Linked DNA regions of Homo sapiens: region 1 is linked to region 2. A link is a contact called in ENCODE Hi-C data. All regions are on one chromosome and are shown on one strand. Each heading gives the region's core, a stretch centred on a gene start or an enhancer-like site at or near the end of the contact. The rest is flanking DNA. Distances are from core to core; before and after follow the strand shown. Region 1 overlaps CD99 (CD99 molecule (Xg blood group)). Region 2 has its middle 20 kb from the start of PLCXD1.

What was found. Hi-C counts contacts between places; a loop is a spot of excess contacts on that map.
Region 1: a map with no recorded cell type shows a loop between it and region 2 (13-fold over the local background). The contact joins two enhancer-like sites. A Hi-C loop is called at or near these places in 2 of 37 single-sample maps with no recorded cell type.

What each region holds. Positions count from the first base shown.
Region 1 is chrX:2,705,282-2,710,707 of GRCh38, reverse strand. The region is part of intron 1 of CD99 (CD99 molecule (Xg blood group)); the gene reads right to left. Among named protein-coding and RNA genes, the nearest start is that of CD99, 17 kb to the right of the region's middle. Within about 2 kb of position 3,212, at least 25 of the 41 ENCODE cell types and tissues checked have a DNase peak (open chromatin) inside an H3K27ac peak, as active enhancers do.
Region 2 is chrX:258,883-264,152 of GRCh38, reverse strand. No RefSeq gene overlaps it. Among named protein-coding and RNA genes, the nearest start is that of PLCXD1, 20 kb to the left of the region's middle. Within about 2 kb of position 2,837, at least 7 of the 41 ENCODE cell types and tissues checked have a DNase peak (open chromatin) inside an H3K27ac peak, as active enhancers do.

The DNA.
Region 1 (5,426 bases), core at 1,963-4,462, 2.4 Mb before region 2:
ACCCTATGGGCATTCCCAGCAAGTCAGGGCAAGTCCCCACCCCCTCCACCCCAACAAAGAGATTCCAAGAGTCCATAATGTATTCTTTAGCAAGAAAGACATTCTCTTTAGAAAGGTAGGAAGACTTAATAATAAGCAGACAGAACTGTCAGAATGTTAAAGAAAAAAAAGCAGCAGCAATGACAAAAAAAAACCCCACACGTGAAAGTAAAGTACAGATATTATTTTAAGTGTAACCCTTCTTATTTCTGTAATTTCACCCTCATAAACAGAAGATGATCATAGACACCGTCACTAAAGAAACAAAACAAAGCAACATAGGACAATCCCCTTAAAGTGACTCATCCTTCCCAAGCTTCAGGAAATACTCAGAAACGGCAGTCAAGGGCGTACGAGACTCGGAAGGTTTCTAAGACCAGAGTCTTGTCTTCTCCCACTCCTCGCTCACAGCAGAACCCAGGAAACTCCAGTGTCAGGAGGTGGCCTCCATTCCCCAGGACACCCCACGGCCGGAACACAGTGGTAAAACTAGAACTCTCCTCCCAGGTTCCACCCCACACCCTGCACTCCCATGCCCAGCTGCCTGACACAGAACACGCAATCCTAGCATGAGGACTGCTATATATTTCCACAGAAAGGGCATGTCAGCTGCAAAATCGCAGGGCACAGGGAAAACACAGTATGATCTCGATGCTTCCCTCACATGGGAAATGTCACATGTGGTACACATTTTTTTTTTCAAAGACCCTCCTGGCTTGCTGGGTTTTTGCATCTGTCCCTGGGCCTCAGGGGGGCCATTTGCCCACCCAGGTGTCCCCAAGCTTCCCCCAACCACCTTCGGGTTTAGGTCCATGCTTCTTGCTGGGCACCTCTGCATTCAACAGCTCTTCATGTGCTCTTTGCAACCAAGCCACATTTTGGATTTTTTCCAATGCAGGGCCTGGGTATACGTGTGCATGTCTATGTACATGCATGTGCGTGTCTATGTACATGCATGTGTGTGTCTATGTTCATGCATGTGCGCGTGTGGATGTGCTCATGTGTACATGTGTATTTCATATACGCGTGCTCATGCATTCATGTGGTTTCTGTGTGTGCACGTGTGTGCTCCTGCACGTATGTGTGGGTGTATGGTGTGGGCACACATGTGCATGCATATATGTATTGCACTGCATGTGTGTGCACACGTGTTTTCATGTGCATTGTGAGTGTGCTGAATGCACACCTGTTTGCATGTGTATATGTGCACAAGTGCACTGCATGAATATATATGTGCATTTGTTCATGTGTCTGCGTGTTTGCCTGTGTGCTTGTGTGCATATGTGTGAGGGTGCTATCTGAGCACACACCTGTGTGCATGCATATATGGGTGTGCATGTGCACTGCAGGAGTATGTGCATGTGCTTGTGTGTTTTCATGTGTGCTCACGTGCACATGTGACTTGCTGTGTGGGTGCACACGTGTGCATGCATGCATATATGCATGGCATGAGTGTGCATGCATGTATGTGCCTGTGTATGTGTGCATGCACATGTGTGTCTGTCTGGTGTGTGTCCATGGCCTGCCACCTCCCCAGCCTAGCTTGCCCCTCCCATCCTCCTCCATCACCCTCAGAGTCCACCAGCCTTTTCCTCCACATGACTTCCCTGGTCATAGCCACTGAGCTGGGACCAGGTGTCACTTAGAAGCTTCCTCCTTTTCTTGCTCCACCTGCCCTCAGAGGCCACAGTGACGATGCTCTGGCTCACTTCATGTTCCTTCCACTGACCCCAATGCCCCCATGGACCCCACACAAACCCAGTTACAGGGGAGGGCACAGGCCCTCCCGCCACCAGTGTCACCCCCAGGCAAGCCTGGATTGCCAACTTCCCCTCTGCTTCAGGACTACGGCTGACGTCACCACTGAGTGTCCAAACCCACTGCTCCCCGGACCCCAAGCTCAGCCGACGGAGGTCCAAGACAACAAGTCTGAGAGTGGGTGGCAAAGGACACAGTATGCCCCTCACGCCCTTCTCCCCTTCTCCCACCCTCTGCCCTTAGCCCTAGTCCTTGGAGAACTCGCCTCAGCCCCGCACTTGGAGCTTGTCTTCCATTCTTATCTCTGTGCTGTTTCTACAGTTTTTAATTGAAACAATTTCAATGTCACTCCAGGATGCCTGAAGGACAAGGACACCAGAGGAGAGACAACCCCAAGCATTCTATCATCGACCTTGGGCCCTCGACCTCAGCTTCCATCGCTCAAGGCTCTGTCAGTCTGTCCCCTGCCTCCAAGGTCTCCTTTCTCCCAGATACAGAGTCCCACCCTCACCATTTTCTCCTCGGGTGACTAACACTTAAGACAGCTCCCCAAACACCACCCCACAGAGAGTAGGGAGGAAAGGGAGGTGACCCGCTCTCGATTTCATATAGACGTGGGCACCCTGAATCACCCATAATCAGACGTTCACTCCCTGGTGGAATCTGGTACTGCAGACACCTCTGAGGCTAATCTTCCAGGTGTGTGAGGGACACAGTTCCCTATGTATGTGAAGGGATGCAGTTCCCCAGGTGTGTGTGAGGGAGGCAGTCCCCCAGGTGTGTGTGAGGAAGGCAGTCCCCCAGGTGTATATAAATGGATGCAAATGCACGTGCTATTGGCTTGAAGCCTCATGGGGAAGCAAACCCAATCAATGATCATCAGTCAGTAAAGGAATCTCTGTAAATGAAGCTATCGTCTCCTAACTCAGTCCACTGCTCTCTTTATTGCCTAGGATTCATCTCCCAATTCATCACATTCCCTGAGCTTTCAGGTGGTAGGCAGGAAATTGCGGGCTCACAGCAGACACCCCCACTTGCCTTTTTGCTCCTGAAAACGACCTCCGGGGCTACAAATGTGAAGAAAACACCAACAAAACCCACCCAGCAAGAGCTGCAACCATGCCCTCAGAGAAGGAGCCTGGTGGAGAACTCAGGTGCCTGTGTTGCACGTTTACGGCATTCAGCCTCTCTGCAAATTTGCAAAGAGACCAGACCCTCAGCAGAACCCCCAACTGCCACTGCTGTTTCCACCCGGCCCTCTCAAAGCTCCAGATGTTTCCGGGACAGGGTAATGGCTCATCAGGGCAAGGCGGAACGGACGACAGATGGCATGAGTCAGTCTGACAAGACACTTTCTACTGATTCAAACCATGTTTACTTTTTCTCATCAGCCAGGCAACTCAAAAAACAGGACGAACCCAGAGTGAAGTCCCCGAGGCCACATGGGGTGTGTGAGTTCCTCTGCAACGTGACTAAGGCTTGCACTAATGCAGGAATGCACTCAACCGGGGCAAACGCAGGAGGAGAGCCAGTACCTGGGTTCTCTTTTTGCTGTTTTTTTCTTTTCTTTTCTTTTCTTTTGAGGCAGAGTTTTGCTCTGTTGCCCAGGCTAGAGTACAGTAGCATGATCTCAACTCACTGCAACCTCCACCTCCTGGGTTCAAGTGATTCTCCTTCCTCAGCTTCCCCAGTAGCTGGGACTATGGGCATGTGCCACCACATCCAGCTAATTCTTGTGTTTTTAGTAGAGATGGAGTTTCGCCATGTTGGCCAGGCTGGTCTCAAACTCCGGGCATCAAGTGATCTGCCTGCCTTGGCCTCCCAAAGTGCAGGGATTACAGATGTGAGCCGCCGCGCCCGAACACTTGGGTTATCTTAAACCCCATCATCACATCATTCAGGTGTTTCACATAAAATTAAAAATGAGCCAGGCGTGGTGGTGCACGCCCGTAGTCCCAGTTACTTGGGAGGCTGAGGCAGGAGAATCGCTTGAACCCGGGAGGTGGAGGTTGCAGTGAGCCGAGATCGCACCACTGCACTCCAGCCTGGGCGACAGAGTGAGACTCTGTCTCGAAATAAATTAATTAATTAATTAAAAAAAATTAGGCAGTTCCAAGATTCCTGTAACTTTCAGATTTTCATAAGAATAACACAATCATTACATAGTAACAGCAGCAGCCAGGGACATCATTTAAGCAGTGCTCTGTGTGTGCCTGCAGCTTTCTCAATAATGCCGTTCATCTCCATTAAGGGTGGGAGGATGAAGACCCGCCACTGGCCTGGGTGTCCCTGCTGAAAAATGTCCAATTCACTCAGCCCCAGCATCACCCCAGGGTGTTCACACCTGCTGCTGGCCACTCCAGTACTCATCTGCTCCTGCTGGTTTTCCACACCCTTTTCCAAAGCCCACTAAACACGAAACTTTCAGGACATTGTAGAAAAGGAGGAGGAGGTGGTGCAGAGGGCACGTGTGTGCTCTTTACTTGCTGCTGAGTCCTCTGATGCCAAGCAAAGGCAAAGCGTTTTTTGTTTTTTGTTTTTTCCTTTTTTTGAGACAGAGTGTCTCTGTGTCACCCAGGCTGGAGTGCGGTGGCCCGATTTTGGCTCACTGCAAGCTATGCCTCCCGGGTTCACACCATTCTGCTGCCTCAGCCTCCCGAGTAGCTGGGACTACAGGTGCCCACCACCACGCCCGGCTGATTTTTTTGTATTTTTAGTAGAGACTGGGTTTCACCGTGGTAGCCAGGATGGTCTCGATCTCCTGAACTCGTGATCCGCCCGCCTCGGCCTCCCAAAGTGCTGGGATGACAGGCGTGAGCCACCGCGCCCGGCTCTTTTTTTTTTTTTCTTTTTAACGTTTTGGAGGTCGAGTGGAACCAGTCACATGGTCTGACCCTAAAAACTTTCATTCCAGGTTTGGGGGGCCTCGGGAAGGGTCCCCAGCCTAGAGATAATTGTAGCTCAGAATGCTGCAAGAGAAAATGCCTCCACATTGGAGCAAGCACCGGAAGTCCTCCTGTGTGGGAATAGCAGGAGGCAGCTGATACATTTCATTTTACTATTTTATTCAAATGGTCAAAACACCCTTACTTTTCTGTTGCTATAAAACCGAATCGCTCTGGAAGTATTGTCCTCTTTTTCAAGATGTGTCATTTAACACCGGGCAGACGATCGGTCACAGGGCACAAAGCGTCCATGAGACAGGACAAATAACTTCAGGAAAGCTCAGAGACACCATGGCGACTGCAATTAGTAACAATGGCTTGAATATTTGAAAACGACTAAAGGAGCCCATTCTGAATAAGTGTTCTCACCACACACAAAAAAGTGCTGCAAAGTCTGTGAGGTCATGCATATTTAAATCCATCTCACCATGGATACATACATCAAGACACCATGTGCAACCGCATAAACACATACAATGTGTATTTGTCAATTAAAAGAAATAAACACATCATTTAAAAAAATCTGGCGCTGAGATCTTACCAAACATATTGTAAAATTACAGAAAAGAGCTTAATAGTGTCATAAATAGTTTCAGGAATACACCAGAGTGTCATAGTCTCAGAAATACTCCAGTGCTGGGTCCAGCTTCCCGTCAGTAACAGGATGTGTGCCAGTGACTGCAT
Region 2 (5,270 bases), core at 1,588-4,087:
GACCTTGAAGCCAACGACAGACACCTGTTGTTTCCACGCAGGGAAGAAGCCACAGCTCAGGGTACAAGAAGCCTGTGCTGGCTCAGGTTGATCTTTTTTCTTTTATTTTTGAGACAGAGTCTCACTCTGTCTCCCAGGCTGGAGTGCAGTGGCACGATCTTGGCTCACTGCAACCTCCGCCTTCCAGGTTCAAGTGATTCTCCTGCCTCAGCCTCCCAAGTGAGTACCTGGGATTACAGGTGCCCGCCACCACACCCGGCTAATTTTTTGTATTTTTAGCAGAGACTGTTTTTCACCATGTTGGCCAGGCTGGTCTCGAACTCCTGACCTCATGTGATCCACCTGCCTCGGCCTCCCAAAGTGCTGGGATTACAGGCGTGAGCCACCGCGTCCGGCCCCTGATTCAGTTTTTGACCACAGCTGGTTTCCTCTTTTATTTCAGGTATACAGGCCATATACACTGATTGTTGTAAAATATATTCCATCTTACTCTTCTTCATATACACATATATATATTTCATTTCCTTTTTTGAGACACTCCAGCCTGGGTGAAAGAGCGAGACTCCATCTCAAAAATAAATAAATAAATAAATAAATAAATAAATAAATAAAATAAAAAATAAAACTCCGCGGCCGGGCGCGGTGGCTCACGCCTGTCATCCCAGCACTTTGGGAGGCCGAGGCGGGTGGATCACGAGGTCAGAGGATGGAGACCATCCTGGCTAACATGGTGAAACCTCGTCTCTACTAAAAATACAAAAAATCAGCCGGGTGTGGTGGCGGGCGCCTGTAGTCCCAGCTACTCGGGAGGCTGAGGCAGAATTACTTGAACCCGGGAGGTGGAGGTTGTGGTGAGCCGAGATCACGCCACTGCACTCCAGCCTGGGTGACAGACCTAGAGAGAGAGATTATCTCAAAAAAAAAAAAAAAAAAAGATCCTGCCAAGCTTGTGACTACTAAATGCCACTGCAGTGCACACTTTGAAATGGGTAAGTTGACATTATATAATTTCACATTGAATGATTAAAAACAAAAATGCAAATTGTATGTAAAATTCAATGATTAATTAAATTGCAAATTGAATGATTACAAATAAGTATTGACTATGAATAGGTTACCTTTTCTGAAGAATAGGAGAGGTTAAAAAAGACATTTTTTCCTTTTTTACTTTATAAACATCTTTACAGTTGAATTTTTATTTTTATTTATTTATAATTATTATTTTTTGTAGAGACAGGACCTGGCTATGTTGCCCCGGCTGGTCTCTAAATCTGGGGCTCAAGCGATCCCCCAACCTCAGCCTCCCAAGGTGCTGGGATTACAGGCGTGAGCCACTTCACCGGCCTGTTTGCATTTTAAAAATAAGCTTGCATCACTTTTTAGATAAAAATTAACTACAGATAACCTCAACTGACCCTAGCAGGAACTGGAGTCTCTGCTCCTCCTCTGAGGCCCTCAGCTCCCCGTGGGTGGGGGCTCTCTAGGCAGCCCCCAGGAACAGGTGGGCCTCCTTGGTAACCCCCAGAGACCCCCAACCCTGGCATCCTGCAGGGTGGCCGGGCAGGGAGGGAGCTAGGGAGCTGGGCAAGGCGGGTCCCACAGGAAAGGGCTCTACTCCCTGAGATTGAAACCATTTTTGCAAAAACAATTTTTCTTTCTTTTTTTTTTTTTTAAGACAGAGTCTCGCTCTGTCACCCAGGCTGCAGGGCAGTGGCGCGATCTCGGCTCACTGCAACCTTCGCCTCCCATGTTCGAGCCATTCACCTGTCTCAAGCTCCTGGGTAGCTGGGACCACAGGCACCCACCACCATACTCGGCTAGTTTTCGTATTTTTATTAGAGACGGGGTTTTACCACATTGGCCAGGCTGGTCTCAAACCCCTGACGCTGTGATCCTCCCACCTCAGCCTCCCAGAGTGGTGGGATTACAGGCATGAGCCACCGCGCCCGGCCTGATAAAATTGTAAGTGAGAACATTAGGGCAGTGAAGGAGAGCTAACCTCACTGAGTCCGTCTTGCTTCGAACTTCCACGCTGTCTGCAAGCTGTCTCCAAGCTGTCTCCAAGCTGTCCTTCTTCACTCATGGGTGTCACCCACACTATCTTTGGGAGGAACTTAGTTTATAGTTTAGCTTTGACACGAAGATGATAATAGCCCTTTCCCAGTGCAAACCTCCTTCTTGCCTGGGGACTAGGCCGTGTTTACAGGACTAAGAGATTATCCCCTGGATTAGAAATGATGGTTTAGGACTCTGGCCTCTGGAGGCTGCAAGTTTCTGACCCTCCTCAAATTGCTCCTGCTCACATCGCTTTTGTGAAACCTACAATCAGTGCTGAGATATGTCACAGACCCTTCACTGGACGGATCAGCTGGCACCACCCAGATGATCAACCGGCTAATCTGGTCTGCGGCCCCCACCCAGGAACTGACTCAGCGCCAGACGACAGCTTCGACTCCCTGTGATTCCATCTCTGACCCAACCAATCAGCACTCCCCACTTTCTGACCTCCTACCCAGCAAATTATCCTGAAAAACTCCAGTCCCAGGGTCTCTGGGGAGACGGATTTGAGGAATAAGGAAACTCCGGCCTCCCACGCAGCCGGCTGGGATTGCAGCTTTGTGGTAGTGATAAATCACTCTGTCCACGCAGCCGGCGAGGTGAGCCCCTTGGGCGGTGACAGGAAGACCAAGGAGGATAAAGAAAAGCCAGCTCCTGGGGGCGCGAGGTCACAGCCGTGGCTCGGACGGGAACCCCAAGGTCAAAGGATAGCAGGGGCAGGAGGTGCCGGCCTTGGAAGGCAGCGGCAGATTCCACAGAAGCCTCTGGAGTCCTCGTCCCAGGCAGACGCCGTGCACCGCCTGGAGGTGGTGGGAAGAGCGCACACAGCTTGCAAAGGCCGGGGTACGTCGCCAGAGGGGCACAGGCGCAAGGGGGCCTGGCTGGCCCAGAAGAGGGGTCCCCGGAACCCCAGGTCCATGTCAGGGCCGGAGCCTGCCCAGATCCATTTTCCCTGCTGATTCCCAAGGTGCTCTGTGCCCCCAGAGAACTGCTTTGAAACCCACATACCTCACGGTGGGGCCCACCCCAAAAGCCCATCCCTGGGCTTCATGAGGTGTGGTTTGAGACCCTATATTTTTTTCTGTTTTGAGACGGAGTTTCGCTCTTGTTGCCCGGGCTGGAGTGCAATGGTGCCATCTCGGCTCACTGCAAGCTCCGCCTCCCGGGTTCAAGCGATTCTCCTGCCTCAGCCTCCGGAGTAGCTGGGATGACGGGCACCCGCCACCATGTCTGGCTAATTTCTTTTATTTTTAGTAGAGACGGCGTTTCACCATCTTGGCCAGGCTGGTCTTGAACTCCTGACCTCGTGATCCACCTGCCTCAGCCTCCCAAAGTGCTGGGATTGCAGGCTTCATTTTTTTTTTTTTTTTTTTTTTTTTGAGATGGAGTCTCGCTCTGTCGCCCAGGCTGGAGTGCAGTGGCGTGATCTCGGCTCACCACAACCTCCACCTCCTGGGTTCAAGCAATTATTTATCTGCCTCAGCCTCCCGAGTAGCTGGGACTACAGGCACCCGCCACCACACCCGGCTAATTTTTTGTATTTTTAGTAGAGACGGGGTTTCACCAGGTTAGTCAGGATGGTCTCGACCTCCTGACCTCGTGATCCGCCTGCCTTGGCCTCCCAAAGTGCTGGGATTACAGGCGTGAGCCACTGCGCCCCGCTATTGTTCTAAGCCTAAAGGGGGAAGGCCTTGTGAGCTGTGCTTCGTACTGGTTTTTTTTTCACATTACACCAGGTTCAAGCAATTCTCCTGCCTCAGCCAGGCTGGTCTCAAACTCCTGACCTCATGATCCGCCCACCTCGGTCTCCCAAAGTGCTCGGATTACAGGTGTGAGCCACCGCGCCCGGCCACAGTTAACCATTTTCACCGTGCCCGGCCAGAATTAACTATTCTAATGGGTCCATTCACTAGCATTTAGCACCTGTTTCCGCAGGGGCCGGGTCTGTGCAAACCACACCCCGGAGGTCGAGGAAGCTGAGAGCTGAAGGAAGAAGCTGACTAATCCAGATTCTCCGAAAGAAATACTTAGCAGAGATGTAAGAACAGAAGCCGTGTCTGCGAGGAGAGTGGATCCCGGTCGTCCCTGCAGACCCAGGGCTTCACCCCAGGGAGGAATATGCAGGAAAACGTTGGTGGGAGGGAGGGGGGCCCTCACGGTCAGGGAAGGTGCCTCAGGGACAGCCACGTGCACCTGCCCCAGGGCAGGGTTTATGGTCCAGGCTATTGAGGTCACATTGGAGAAAGTAGCAAAATCATCTTAGAGACCTTCCCAGAGCAGCGGTTGGTCAGAAGTGAACAGGTGGATCAGCATTCCAGATGGAGTTGCTCTCTCTTCCACAAACACTCACTGTCAGATGCAACCCCCACTCTCTCTAGCTACCCCCCCCAGCTACCCCCACTGTCTCTAGCTCCCCCCACTGTCTCTAGCTACCCCACCTCTCTCTAGCTATCCCCCCCTCTAGCTACCCCCACTGTCTCTAGCTCCCCCCACTGTCTCTAGCTACCCCCGCCTCTCTCTAGCTATCCCCCTCTCTAACTACTCCCCACCTCTCTCTAGCTATCCCCCTCTCTAGCTACCCCACCTCTCTCTAGCTATCCCCCTCTCTAGCTACCCCACCTCTCTCTAGCTACCCCCACCTCTCTCTAGCTACCCCCCCCAGCTACCCCCACTCTCTCTAGCTACCCCACCTCTCTCTAGCTATCCCCCTCTCTAGCTACCCCACCTCTCTCTAGCTACCCCCACCTCTCTCTAGCTACCCCCCCCAGCTACCCCCACTCTCTCTAGCTACCCCACCTCTCTCTAGCTATCCCCCTCTCTAGCTACCCCACCTCTCTCTAGCTATCCCCCTCTCTAGCTACCCCACCTCTCTCTAGCTATCCCCCTCTCTAGCTACCCCACCTCTCTCTAGCTATCCCCCTCTCTAGCTACCCCACCTCTCTCTAGCTACCCCCCCCTCTCTAGCTATCCCCACTCTCTCTAGCTATCCCCCTCTCTAGCTACCCCCACTGTCTCTAGCTACACCCCCTCTAGCTACCCCCACTGTCTCTAGCTCCCCCCACTCTCTCTAGCTACCCCACCTCTCTCTAGCTATCCCCCTCTCTAGCTACCCCCACTCTCTAGCTACCCCACCTCTCTGTAGCTACCCCACCTCTCTCTAGCTACCCCCCTCTCTTTAGCTCCAGCACATTCTCATGACTCCACAAGGAGAC